Linked DNA regions of Homo sapiens: regions 1 and 3 are each linked to region 2. A link is a loop called in an ENCODE intact Hi-C map of the cell type or tissue named here. Cell type or tissue: A673. All regions are shown on one strand.

Region 1 (4,000 bases), 230 kb before region 2:
GATTGATAGAGAAGGAAGTGAGGTCAGGAGGAGCTGGAAGATGACGGGTAAAATAGAGTCAGGAGAAGGGAGGAAACACTAGTAGTAGGAGAGTTGAATGGTGATCACATAGAAGATGTTGAGATTTTCATGACTTTAGGATGGAGCAGTTCTTAGTGCTGACATCGTCAGGGGTGTGGTAATCAGAATGGGTGGCAGAGATGGATGAGAAATCAATGGAAATAGTTTAAGGAGCTGAGTGGCAAGGGAACCGGCTGTGTGCCCATGAAGATGCTGAAAGCATCTAGGATGATGTTGTCATTTGGGAGGGAATGGACTGTGAACCAGATGCTCAGGTCTTGGATGAGTGATGGATAAATAAGTGATGAGGGCAGGACATGTTCTGGCTCAGTCACCTGAGTCTCAGTGGATTGGAGGAGAAGGTGTCTGGACTTAGTGAGATGGATCAGCAAGTGCATCTTAATTCTAAGGTTCATGAAGGTCTAGGGGATGAGGCAGTCTCCACTTGAGAAGATGGTAAAGGAACAGTGTCCTTGGGAGGAAGTCAACTGTTAGTGGGGACCATACAATGAAGGAGGCCTGCCCCGAGGTTGAGGATGGCTTGCAGGTTCTAGAACAAGGTCCCAGAAGGCACAGTGAAACATTTGGCTGGGAAGCAGAGTGGGAGTTTGGGGAAGGGGTCAGGCAGTACAGAATAGGGTGATAATGAAGGTACTGAGCAGGGAGCTTCCCATCTTGAGCAGTGTGGACCAGGATAGCAAGACCTGGTGCCTTTGAGGCACCATGAATGAATAACTATGGCTTCAAGACTTTCGTGAGAATTATTCCAAGCAGTCTTCTTGATACTGCTATCCAGAAATTTGTAACCAGAACCCAGGGACATATTCCAGCAAACATATAACTTTTGTACCATTTAAAAATAACAAAGAGGCTTTTCTGTTGTTGTTGATGATAAATTACATATTTGGTGCATTTGTGGGAGGGTGCTGTCACAATGCTTTGAAGCTTAGACCATCAATAGGATGTACTCCATCCAGCCCAGAAAGACAGTCATGCCCCGCAGTGGTGTGGTCCAAAGCTATGCAAATCTGCATCCTCCCTAGAATTTTATAATTTGATATGTTTGCGTATCGGATTTTCTAAAACCAAGTCCCCTCTGAAGGATATTAACAGGCAACAATGAGGATGGTTTCACTTCCTCCCGAGAAGTTCAGGGAAGGTGAGACCACTTGAGAGGTCTTCACAGTCTTTGTTGATGACATTCCACTTAAACATAGCCCTTTTGCCTGACATGAGGTTTCACTGTGTGAGCCAGCGTTGATTGATTTCTGGTTGGCTCTAGTGAATCTAAGCCCTTTAGGTCAGTCTTAAGCATCATAAACTCGTTTTCTTTTCATGAAGATGCATTTTGACTTTAGTGGTAGAGTCTGCTTTTAGTCAAAGGGACAGAGGAAACTCGCAGCTTCTTGTTGCCACTCTATCTCTCACAAATGAAATGAAATGAAATGAAATGAAATAATACCTGCTGTTGTTAGTTCCTAAACTCTACAGATTCAGTCACACTGGCATCCTGGGTTCAGTTCAATGAAATCACTTCCCTGTGACTGGCTTAGAAATCTTGTGCGCATATATGCTTACCTAAGCTGGACGTTTTCATGGTCTTCCTCCAAAAGGAGAAAATAATCAGAATGCCAGTAATTCTGGGAGGCTTCAAAAATGGTCACAGCCATAAAAATCAGAGTGAAGACAGATCTATACCGAGAAAATTTCTGTAGAACAAATTCTGCAGAGAATATTCAGCCACTGGACAAGGTTGATAATTCTGAGAAGCCTACTGAGGCACTTAATCTTAAAACTGCCAGTGCAGAAGAAGAAAGCACCCTCTGTCCACGCTTGAGATCTTTGGAACAGGTTTTTGCTTTTTTCCTTTTCCTTTTAATTCTCAATATACAAATGGTTTGTGCAAAAGAGAGCTTTAAAATAAGCAGGGCAGGCCCTCCCAAATAAAAAAAAAATGTAACTTGATTAGCTGAAACTTTTCTGTGCTTCCAAAGATTAGAACGCTGAAAAATTTCCTAAAAGAATGCTAGTTTTGTTAAAATCTATTTTGATGTATATGCTATAAAAATTATACAGGTTTCAGCAGAATGAAGCTTTAAATGGGTTTGCAAATGCCGCGAGAATGGACTTTCTCCTCAACATTTAAACTTTATAAAACCAGTGTTCTAAGAATCACATGCCTGCACATTTCAATAGTTAATAACTTATTCCCCATGAAGTGAAAATACAGGGAATTTTTCTCAGAAAAGAGTACATTGATGAAAATATAAAGGAATGGCTTCACAGGAGGACTTCAAAAATAAGAGTTTTGATGTGTTTTATTTCCTCCATCCATAGTGAAGGAGGAATTTGCTCACTTCTGACTTTTTCAATCTCCAACATTTTACTCAAATACCTCCAACCCTCTAGCCCCACCACCTTCTCATAGGAATGCAAAGACCCCACACCACCCCCAACACCTACAGTGAGAGTTAGCTGCAGGCTACAGTTATATAATATCACAGAAAAAGATTAAGAATTACATTATTGTTGTTGCTGGAAGGCTGTATTATAGCTATTTCAGAAGAGAGATTTATAGCAGTATTTAATGAATGCAACTAGTTTCGTTATCAGTCAGTAACCATACCCATGTTGTGCATATGGTAAGATTAAATTAAGCCATTATAATAACCTTACAAAAGGTGACTATTTGGTGGTGGCAAGTCTGGCTAAATGAAATCGTATTAGCTTGATGCCATGGTATTATTCATTTCGACACAGGTTGTTGGCCAAGTCTGCCCAAAATGTGCCTTATAATTTTTAGGCATTTCCCTTATTAAGGAACATGGAAAGATCTAGCTTGAGGATGTAGGTATTATTGGAGTTTATCAATCTCAACCCACTTAGAAATATCACAGGCTCAAACTTGGAAGCATAATTTCTTTGCAAAGTTAACGTTTTCCACCTTTGAACAATTTTCACATGTTTATTTTTACTAGGAATTATTTTTTCAGAGATGGTTATATGAAGGGTCATTAGACAGGCTAGCATACCGGAAGTTTCAGAAAGTTAATTCAAAATTTTAAAGAGTTGCAAAGGAAAAAAAATCAGTCTGGAGCTAGTGAAAAATGATCAACAGATAACCACTGGTTATTTTAAAGGTTTTATGTAATACTGGTTTCGTAATAAGTCATAAATAATACATGCTTATTACACTGATAATATGTATTATACATATGTATGTATACTATATAATATATATTTAATTCAGAGAGGGAATCTAGTCTCACTATTAGCAAATTTCAGCAATAAAATATTCTTGGCTATTATTTCCGTTTCCACTGACATTTTCCCAATTATTTACACTGTTCAAACTTGAAATAATCTAGGTGAGAAAGGAAAGGTGGTTTTCTCACAATTTTTAAATGAATACCTGAGAAGGTAGGCAGGGTGCCCTTATAATTTGTGTTTTGGCAACCTGATTAGACACAATATATTAGTTACGAAAATAAAATCAGGATATTTAGATTTTTCTACTGAGGGAAAAAACAGAGAAATGATATGGCAATATTTCTTAGTCTCAAGTGTGGATCTTGGCTATTAGATCCTTACACTGCACAGCTAGAAAATTTAAGAATTGTCAACTGGCTGGGTGTGGTGGCTCACACCTGTAAACCCCATATTTTGGGAGGTCAAGGTAGGAGGATTACTTCAGCATGTGAGTTTGGGACCAGCCTGTACAACAGAGTAAGACTCCATCTCTATGAAAAATAAGACCAAAGTTAAAAAGATAATTAAAAAAAGAATTGTCATCTTATAGCTAGGCCTAGTCACCCCAAATATGGACACTGGCACCCCAAGAGACACATGTTGTAAAGCCGATCTTGCAAACAACAGGGTTCAAAGCTTAGCTGAGTACCTCTGGAACATTCTAGCTTTCTTTTTAATTGACTCAGTGTAC
Region 2 (4,000 bases):
GGGCTGGTTCTTTCAGATGAATCATAATATGCTCTTTATTATTTTGTGGTATGTAGAATGGTTTAACAGTATTTAAACTGAAATAGTGGCAATATAGTTTTTTATAATCAACTATGTGTACGTGTGCACATCTACATATATGCATATGATTAGAATGATAATATTTCTACCATATTCTAGAAAGATGAGATCATAAAAAAATGTGGTGAGGAATGTACTTCACTGAGACAAGTTTTGTGACAATTTGGTTATATTTTACTGGCTAGAATGAATTTTGGTCCCCTGATTTCAACTCTGTTATTATTAATTTTTTTCTTATTCTATCAATATTAAATCAAAATTATATTACTTATCCTCAGATTTCAGGATGCATAAAAGTGTATAGTAGGAGGGTTAATGTCTCGTAACCCTCAAAGTAGCACTGGTAGGTGGGCATTAAGCATCTTTATTTCACATTATTTAAGGAACTAACACAAAACATTTCTAAAAGTTTCATGAATGTAAATATTCAGTTTAATATTTTAAATAAGTGTCCAAAAACAGAAGAATGTTTAATAAATTATGCTTTAATGAGGGACTTATGTAGCTTTTAAAAATGATGCTTGCAAAGAGTTTTCTGCAACATAAGTCAATGCTGTTTCATTAAAAAAGAAATATACCAAATACATGTCAAGAATTGCCTCAGTCATGCCAAAACATGTGCTTAAGAAACAATGGGATCTCAGCCAGGTGTGGTGGCTCATGCCTATAATCCTAGCACTTTGAGAGGCTGAGGTTGGGGGATTGCCTGAGCTCAGAGTTCGAGACCAGCCTGGGCAACACGGTGAAACCCCGTCTCTACTAAAATACAAAAGAAATTAATCGGGCGTGGCGGCATGTGCCTGTAGTCCCAGCTACTCAGGGGGGCGCTGAGGCAGGAGAATTGCTTAAACCTGGGAGGCGGAGGTTGCAGTGAGCTGAGATTGTGCCACTGCACTCCAGCCTGGGTGACAGAACGAGACTCCGTCTCTACAAAAAAAAGGAAGGAAGGAAGGAAGGAAGGAAGGAAGGAAGGAAGGAAGGAAGGAAGGAAGGAAGGAAGCTCATGTAATTGTTAATTGTGGTAACCTCTAGACAGTTTCCGATTTTTTTTTTAGCTTTACTTGTGTTTTCTAAATTTTCTCCATAATTATCCATCACTTTTATTGTTGAATAAAATCTGTGAAAATATAACTTTTATTGTCTTTTCTATAAGGAACCACTGAGCTTACAGAGATTTTGTAGTATTCAGATACCTGGGGATGGTGATGAGGGACGGGACTAGAATACTGCAGTACAAGATTATTCTTAGATCCCTTATGGCCATATCAACCTATTCCGTGACGTTTTCTAGCTGGCAGTTCATCAGCATATTGATTTTAAAGTTTTATTGACTCTTGCTAGGCAAGCTGTAAGCTCTTTCTGTAAGCCATCAGTCCCTCTGCTCTTCACTCTTTGGCTTTGATTGAGCTATTGAATGTTCCTTATGTGAGGCCAGGTCACATCGGTGAGATCTCTAGCCTCTGAAGAATTCAAATGTCCAGCTATCTGCAATGTCTTAAACTTTGCAAATCCCCATACTTTTATGTAGATGTAAATTCTGCAGGCACTAACTTTTCTGAAATTGAGTCCTGCTCCTCACTCCATAACTTGGCTCATACTCTTCCCATTTGCAAAGCCCTCTCCATCTGTTCACTAAGCAGACATTTCTTGGAGCTTCAATCATGAGTCAGGCCCTGGGCTCCCAGCTGAGGTTGCAAAGATGATAAAGCCAGTCTCATGAGGAAAATGACACAATCATGATACTGGCTGAATGGAAAAAGTGGGAAAAAAGTATTATGGGAATTAGAAGTGAGGGTAATTAATCTCTCCAAAAATGTTGAACAAGGACCAATATAGTGGTAGGGAAGATTTATAATTAGCCCTGAAAGATGAATAAGTGGGAAAGAAAGAAAGGCCTCCAATCAGAGGAAACCATGTACAAAGAGCAGGAGGTGAAAGAGGGTAGGCCATGTAGCATAAAAAGTACAGCACTGGAAATCCCCAGAGTATATGGCACCAGTTATTTTGTGAAATATATATTTGGTCTTCATCCCATTTGCTGCCATGCAACTCCTAAAATCCTTGGAATCGCCAAAGTACTGTCTTGTTGTATGCTAATGTTGACTGAGAGCTTCAGGGCGGGGCTTGTCAAGGGAAAGACAGAGGCATGGTTGGAGGATTGGAGCTTTCAGCCCAACCTGCCCTCAGTGTCCTTGGTGGGGAGAGGGGCTAAAGGTCAAGTTCATCACTGAGAGCCATTAAACCAATGGTTTAAGCAATCATGCTTATGTAATCGGGCCTCCATAAAAACCCAAGAGGACAGGATTCAGAGAACTTCTGGATATCTGAACATGTGGAGGTTCCTGGATGGTGGCATACCCAAGGAGGACATGGAAGCTCAGGACCTTGCCCTATGCATCTCTTAATCTGTGTCCTTTGTAATATCCTTTGTATTAAACCAGTAAGCATAAGTAAATGTTTCCCTGAGTTCTGTGAGCTGCTCCAGCAAACTAAGTTAGGGTCATGGGAACCATAACTTTAAGCTGATCAGTCAGAAGTTCTTGAGGTCTGGACTTGTGACTGGTGTCTGAAGTCAGGGACAGTCTTGGGGACTGAGTCCTCAATGTGTGGGATCTGATGCTATCTCCAGGTGGATAACGTGGGAAGTGAACTGGAGGATGCCTAGTTCATGTCCCCTGCAGAATTGACTGCTTGCCTGCTGGTGGGAAGGAATCTCCAGATATTTTGGGGTCACGGAAGTCTTCTGTGTTGACTGTTGTTGTGTTGGTATGAAAGATTTTCCAAGGTCGTGCCTGTGAAGGAGCAGAGCTCAGGGTGAAAAGGTAGGTGAGCACTCAAGCTGGAGGGCTCTGAATGTCTGCTCAGATCTCGATGTGGCGCATGTATGCGGGAGCTGGGGATTCTGAGAGCATCAATTCAACAGAGGCTGTAAAAGTGTCCACACACATGAAAAGGTGCTCCCACATCACTGATCATTCAGGAAATGCAAATCAAAATCACAATGAGATATCACCTCACTTCCATTAAGATGGTTACTACTAAAAAAAATCCCCAAACAAAAAACATACGTGTCAGTGAGGATGTGGAGAAATTGGAACCCTCATGTACTATTGTTGTTAATGTAAAATGATGAAGTTGCTACAGAAAACAGTATGGCAGTTTCTAAAAAATTACCCATAGATTTAACATATGATCCAGCAATTCCACTTCTGAGTATATACACAAAAGAAATGAAAGCAGTGACTTGAGAGATATTTGTATGCCAATATTCAGAGCAGTATTAATCACAGTAGCCAAAATGTGGAAGTCACTCAAGTGTCCATGGATAGGTGAATGAATAGACAAAATGTGATATATACATGCAATAGAGTATTATGCAGACTTAAAAAACAAAAAAATCTTGACACATGCTACAACATGGATAGACCTTAAGAATATTATGCTAAGTGAAATAAGCCAGAAACAAAAAGGTAAATACTGTATGATTACACTTACTTGAGGTACATAGAATAGTCAAATTCATAGAGACAGAAAGTAGAACGGTGGTTTCCTGGGGTGGGGGAAGGGAGAAATGAGAAATTAGTGTTTAATGGATGCAGACTTTCAGTTACTCAAGATGAAAAAAGGTTCTGGAGATGAATGGTAGCGATGGTAGCATGATAATGGAAATGCACTCAACATTACTAAATGGTATGCTTAGAAATGCTTATGATAGTAAATTATATGTTATATGCATTTTACCACAGTTTAAAAAAGTATCTTCATGTTTAAGTAAATATGGCTATATTATATAATAAATGCCAACTTAGCTTGAGTTTTTAACGTAAAACTTGAGAATATAAAGAAATTTTACGAGGCATCACTCCCTGTGTCCGCAAAGCCTGTGGAGTCTCTCATTTAATCCTGTCCAGTATTAGCT
Region 3 (4,000 bases), 150 kb before region 2:
AACAAAAACAAAAACTCTTTGGAACTCTGGCCATGAAATAAACCCATAGAGGATGGATGCTTCTCTTTATGAAAGACAGCAGAAGCCAACACAGATGCCTAAGAGAACCATATGGCTCAGGAAAAAGCTTGGCTGAAACAGCCATTGATTGGCTGGTCTACAGAGCACCCGTTTGGCAATCTAAAGGTAAAAGGACTTTTGGCAGTGGAGTAGCTTATGATGCAGAACTGGATGCAGTGGGAGCGGCCCAAGCAGTGACCCGGGACTGGAAACCCCTTGAGCCCAGGGAATTAGAAGCCTACATGATGAAATTTGCTGGAAGAAGTTCTTCCAAAAATAAACTTGTGTGGAAAGGCAGTGCAGTAGCCTGTGTTGAAATGGCTTTGATTGGAGAAGATACACCTGAGAGACTTTTATTATCTCTTACTCAAGGACTGCAAGTGAAACTGGAAATGTCTATTGTAAATTAAAGCCATATGTTCCAGAATATGAACTAAACATCAACATTTGTTGAGCCGGTTCCATGTTCTAAGTGCTTTACTTATTAACTTGCTGTATCTACACAGTAACTTAATGAGGTAGCTATGATTAGTCCAGTTTTACAGATGAGAAAAACTGAGGCATAGAGAACTAAGTAACCAGCTCAAAGTCCTACAGCTGGTAGTTAATGGGTCCAGGATGAAATAATTACTGGTTTGTTTCTATCATTTATTTCATGTTTCCCACACTATAATAACATTCTATATAGTGAACAAAGTTTTAGCAGTTTATGGCTAGATTTCTGTAAGTAATTTGAGATTGTCATACTGTTCTGAATAGAAATCTGTGCAATAAAATGGTAACGTTGGTGAAGAGAGACTAGGAGATTTACAGCCATGGTATAATTAATGTAAATGTTAGAAAAGCACACATAGGTTTTGAATGAACAGGAAGAGAAATTCTACACATCTTTTTGTACTTGTAAATCTTGTTTCTTATGGAGTGGGACAGTGTCATACAGGATTTGGAGTTTCAGAATATTTTTTAAAAAGGAAAAAAAGACAATGGAATATATGAGATGATGGTAGCTCATTTTTTTCAGCATGGTTTGTCCCCTCACCTTTCAGAAAGCACTTACTAGGTGCAAAGTGCATGCAAGTCTTGAGGAATGTGAATTGGCATCAGTTCATTCCTGATGGTTTATTATCCACTAGTCCATGCACGCATAAAGGCACAGAAGTAGCAAAACATGTTAAAGGAGTTCTAATAAATGGGACTTCATATCTTAGGGATTTGAGGACTGGTCATAAATTGTTTTGGCTGGAATTTGAGGAGCAGGAACTTTGGTTTGTAGATTGAGAGCAAAGGATTTTCTTATATCCTAAGAAGAGTGAACCAAGGTTCGGGAGTCAACAAGCAATTCAATAATTAAAGAATGAGGAGTGGTCCTGTTCAGAGACAGAGCTGGAGAATGGATGGAGAAGTGGGGAGGTCTCTGAGATGTCTGTCTGGACAAAAGACATTGACTTCCTGAGCAAAGACCCCAGGAAGCCACATTTAAAGCAATTTTTAACATCTTTCTGAGGCAGATTTCAAATGCCTGAGACATAGTAGGTACTCAATTAATATTTGTTGACTGAGTGAACTGCACAATGAAAAAAGATAAAGTAATTGCATAGCATTTCAGAGTTGCCCACGAATCCATTTGCCTGCCGTCTAAAATAGTAAGCACAGCTATAGAACGCATTAGCCCTCAATCCCTGGCCCAAATTTTAGGCATTAAAATGCTGGCCTTACTCTTTGGGAGTGTACAAAGATGACCTGGGCACTGGCAGCATGCTGTCTTATGTGTAGCCTAAATCCACTGATGTGAACTCTTTGTTTGTGCTAGTTCTTTTCTTGTTTAAAACAACAGTGAGAACTACAAACCCCAGCACCTTAGAGTTATCCACATATCCATAAAAGCCTAGCAACCAAAGGTATTATCTTTATTCAGAAGAAGTAGAACACGATTAAGGTTCAGATATACATATATATATATATATATATATATATATATATATATATATATATATACACACACACACACACACATATATATATATGAATTGGGTTCTGAAATGGTCATTTTTTTCCCCCTCGGCTCTGCTATTATAGTGATCAGCCAAGCTTCGGCAAGGTAAATACTTTTGGAAAATAAGTGGAAATTTGCTGCAAATCAGTCCCTTTTGTGCATGGCCGCGGGAGCATGTTGAAATGTTTGGACACTAATACCCATTCATTTTCTTGGCTCCATAAATAAAAGCCGCCAGCTCTGTGGCGGCCGTGAAATGGTATTCTTCAGGGCCCAGCAGGAACCCCCATCCTTATTACCACTGCAGGGGGCAGGACAGGCCCAAAATAGCAAGACAACTAAATCAAGACATTTTCAATGTCTAACAAAATGACTGTGTTTTAGAAGGAAGCAAAAGGTTGGAAAAAATTGGACAGCTGTTGTACTTAGTGAAATACCTTTGTTAAAAGAGTTCAGATGGGAAAAAAGAATCTTTTAAAAATGCATAAGCATATTTCTGAATATCATTTAAAATCTCCAAAGATCTTATGAAACTGTAAATCGAATGCATTGATGTAGTCATCAGAGGACTTCAAGCTGAAGGTATATTCCGTTTGCAGACCCCGGACCGCAGATTATGATGTGGGTCGTCAGAAATATTCTGCGGGCCTTATTATGCCTGTAGGTTTGATGGGAGAGTAGCTTCAGAAGGAGGTCAGGGAAGCTTTTGAAGGAACCTGAGCAGCTATTTTGGCCTTCAAATCTTTCTCAAATTAAGATTTTTTTTTTCTAAATAAGTTCGTAGACCTGAGCAGGTTTTAGCTATTGCTATTTCTTTTATCCAAGAGAAAAATTAGCTGAAGTATTTCTTAAGAGTCATAAAGGCATGGCAGTAACTTGACAGGGAGGAAGGCATTGAAAGAAAGTGTTCAGAAGGTATTTTTGGATTTTTGTTTCTCTTTCACTGCCACCCCACCCTGACAGTTATGAAGTGCTGTTCGCCCATTTTGAATAAACAATAAATTCCTTCTGTTGTCATAATATATCCCATAAGTTAGTATCCAGTCCAATAACAATTAGTACTGATTTTTTTTTGCATGGTGCAGTGCTCCATGGCTGACATTATTATAATTAAGCATGTAAATGTAACATCATTCTGACACAAACCAGTCATTTTATGTAGTACAACTCAAAAGGTTTCCTCAAAATGTAAACACTTAGAAGAATCTTGCCAAATCCCACAAAGTTAACATGCCACTCAAGTCTGAAACACAGGACTTTTGGATTTTTGAAAGTTAATAAACAAAGAGGAAACTATTCTCTCCCCCACTTCCCACCAATCTCCTCTTCAGTCTTTTATGACTCAGATTTTAATGAGAGCCATAAACATTACCTTGCCTAATAAAAATTCCAGTATTTCAGAGCTGGCTCAGAGAATGTGAACCACATCTGGTGACAACTGGAGCTAATTAATATCTTTATAGGTGTCTTCCATCCGCTAGAGTTTAAACAGAAATAGTCAGGGGTGCTTACATCAAAGCCCGAGGCAACGGAGGGCTGTTGCTTGCTTTCCAGTCTGAACTGATAACAAGTAGACCAATTTTTATAGGATTGTAAAAGCTAAGTGTGGAGATGGTTCACGCAGAGAAGCACTTTGCTCCACTCTTCCTGCCATTCTGTGCTCATGTCCCTGGTTTTCTCTGCTGTAGACTAGTCTGGCTAGTTAGTTAGACATGTGGACAGGCAACAGGGAAAAAAAAAATGCTAAAAGAGGGCAGGGGAGACTAACAAATAGCTGTGCTTAGATTTAGACAAAGCACACAGTGACCCAGACATACCAGATCTTCTTGCAAAGATCTTTAAAAATCTGCTGTGTCAAGCATTTACTTGTGGCCCAGAGAAGGTTTATCTAACAGGCCCAAGTGAAAATTAACAAGCAAGATGCACTAGCACCAGTGGTGCTAATGC

The links. Peaks named below come from ENCODE experiments on the same cell type or tissue, not always from the same donor. Only the 100,000 strongest peaks of a DNase experiment are listed, where the experiment ranks them.
Region 1: it touches region 2 in a loop (3-fold over the local background); 1 of 110 quality-filtered maps calls a loop at or near these places.
Region 3: it touches region 2 in a loop (5-fold over the local background); 1 of 110 quality-filtered maps calls a loop at or near these places.

Annotation. Positions count from the first base shown.
Region 1 is chr15:96,605,605-96,609,604 of GRCh38, forward strand. No RefSeq gene overlaps it. Among named protein-coding and RNA genes, the nearest start is that of SPATA8-AS1, 180 kb to the right of the region's middle. In A673, no CTCF peak of the experiment used is centred here; no DNase peak of the experiment used is centred here; H3K27ac peaks cover 491 bases.
Region 2 is chr15:96,836,549-96,840,548 of GRCh38, forward strand. No RefSeq gene overlaps it. Among named protein-coding and RNA genes, the nearest start is that of SPATA8, 55 kb to the left of the region's middle. In A673, no CTCF peak of the experiment used is centred here; DNase peaks (open chromatin) are centred at 893, 1,223 and 1,753; H3K27ac peaks cover 3,886 bases.
Region 3 is chr15:96,690,719-96,694,718 of GRCh38, forward strand. All of the region lies in intron 2 of LOC105371002 (a long non-coding RNA gene), which reads right to left. Among named protein-coding and RNA genes, the nearest start is that of SPATA8-AS1, 91 kb to the right of the region's middle. In A673, a CTCF peak has its summit at 2,366; DNase peaks (open chromatin) are centred at 863, 2,333 and 3,483; H3K4me3 peaks cover 1,305 bases; H3K27ac peaks cover 3,483 bases.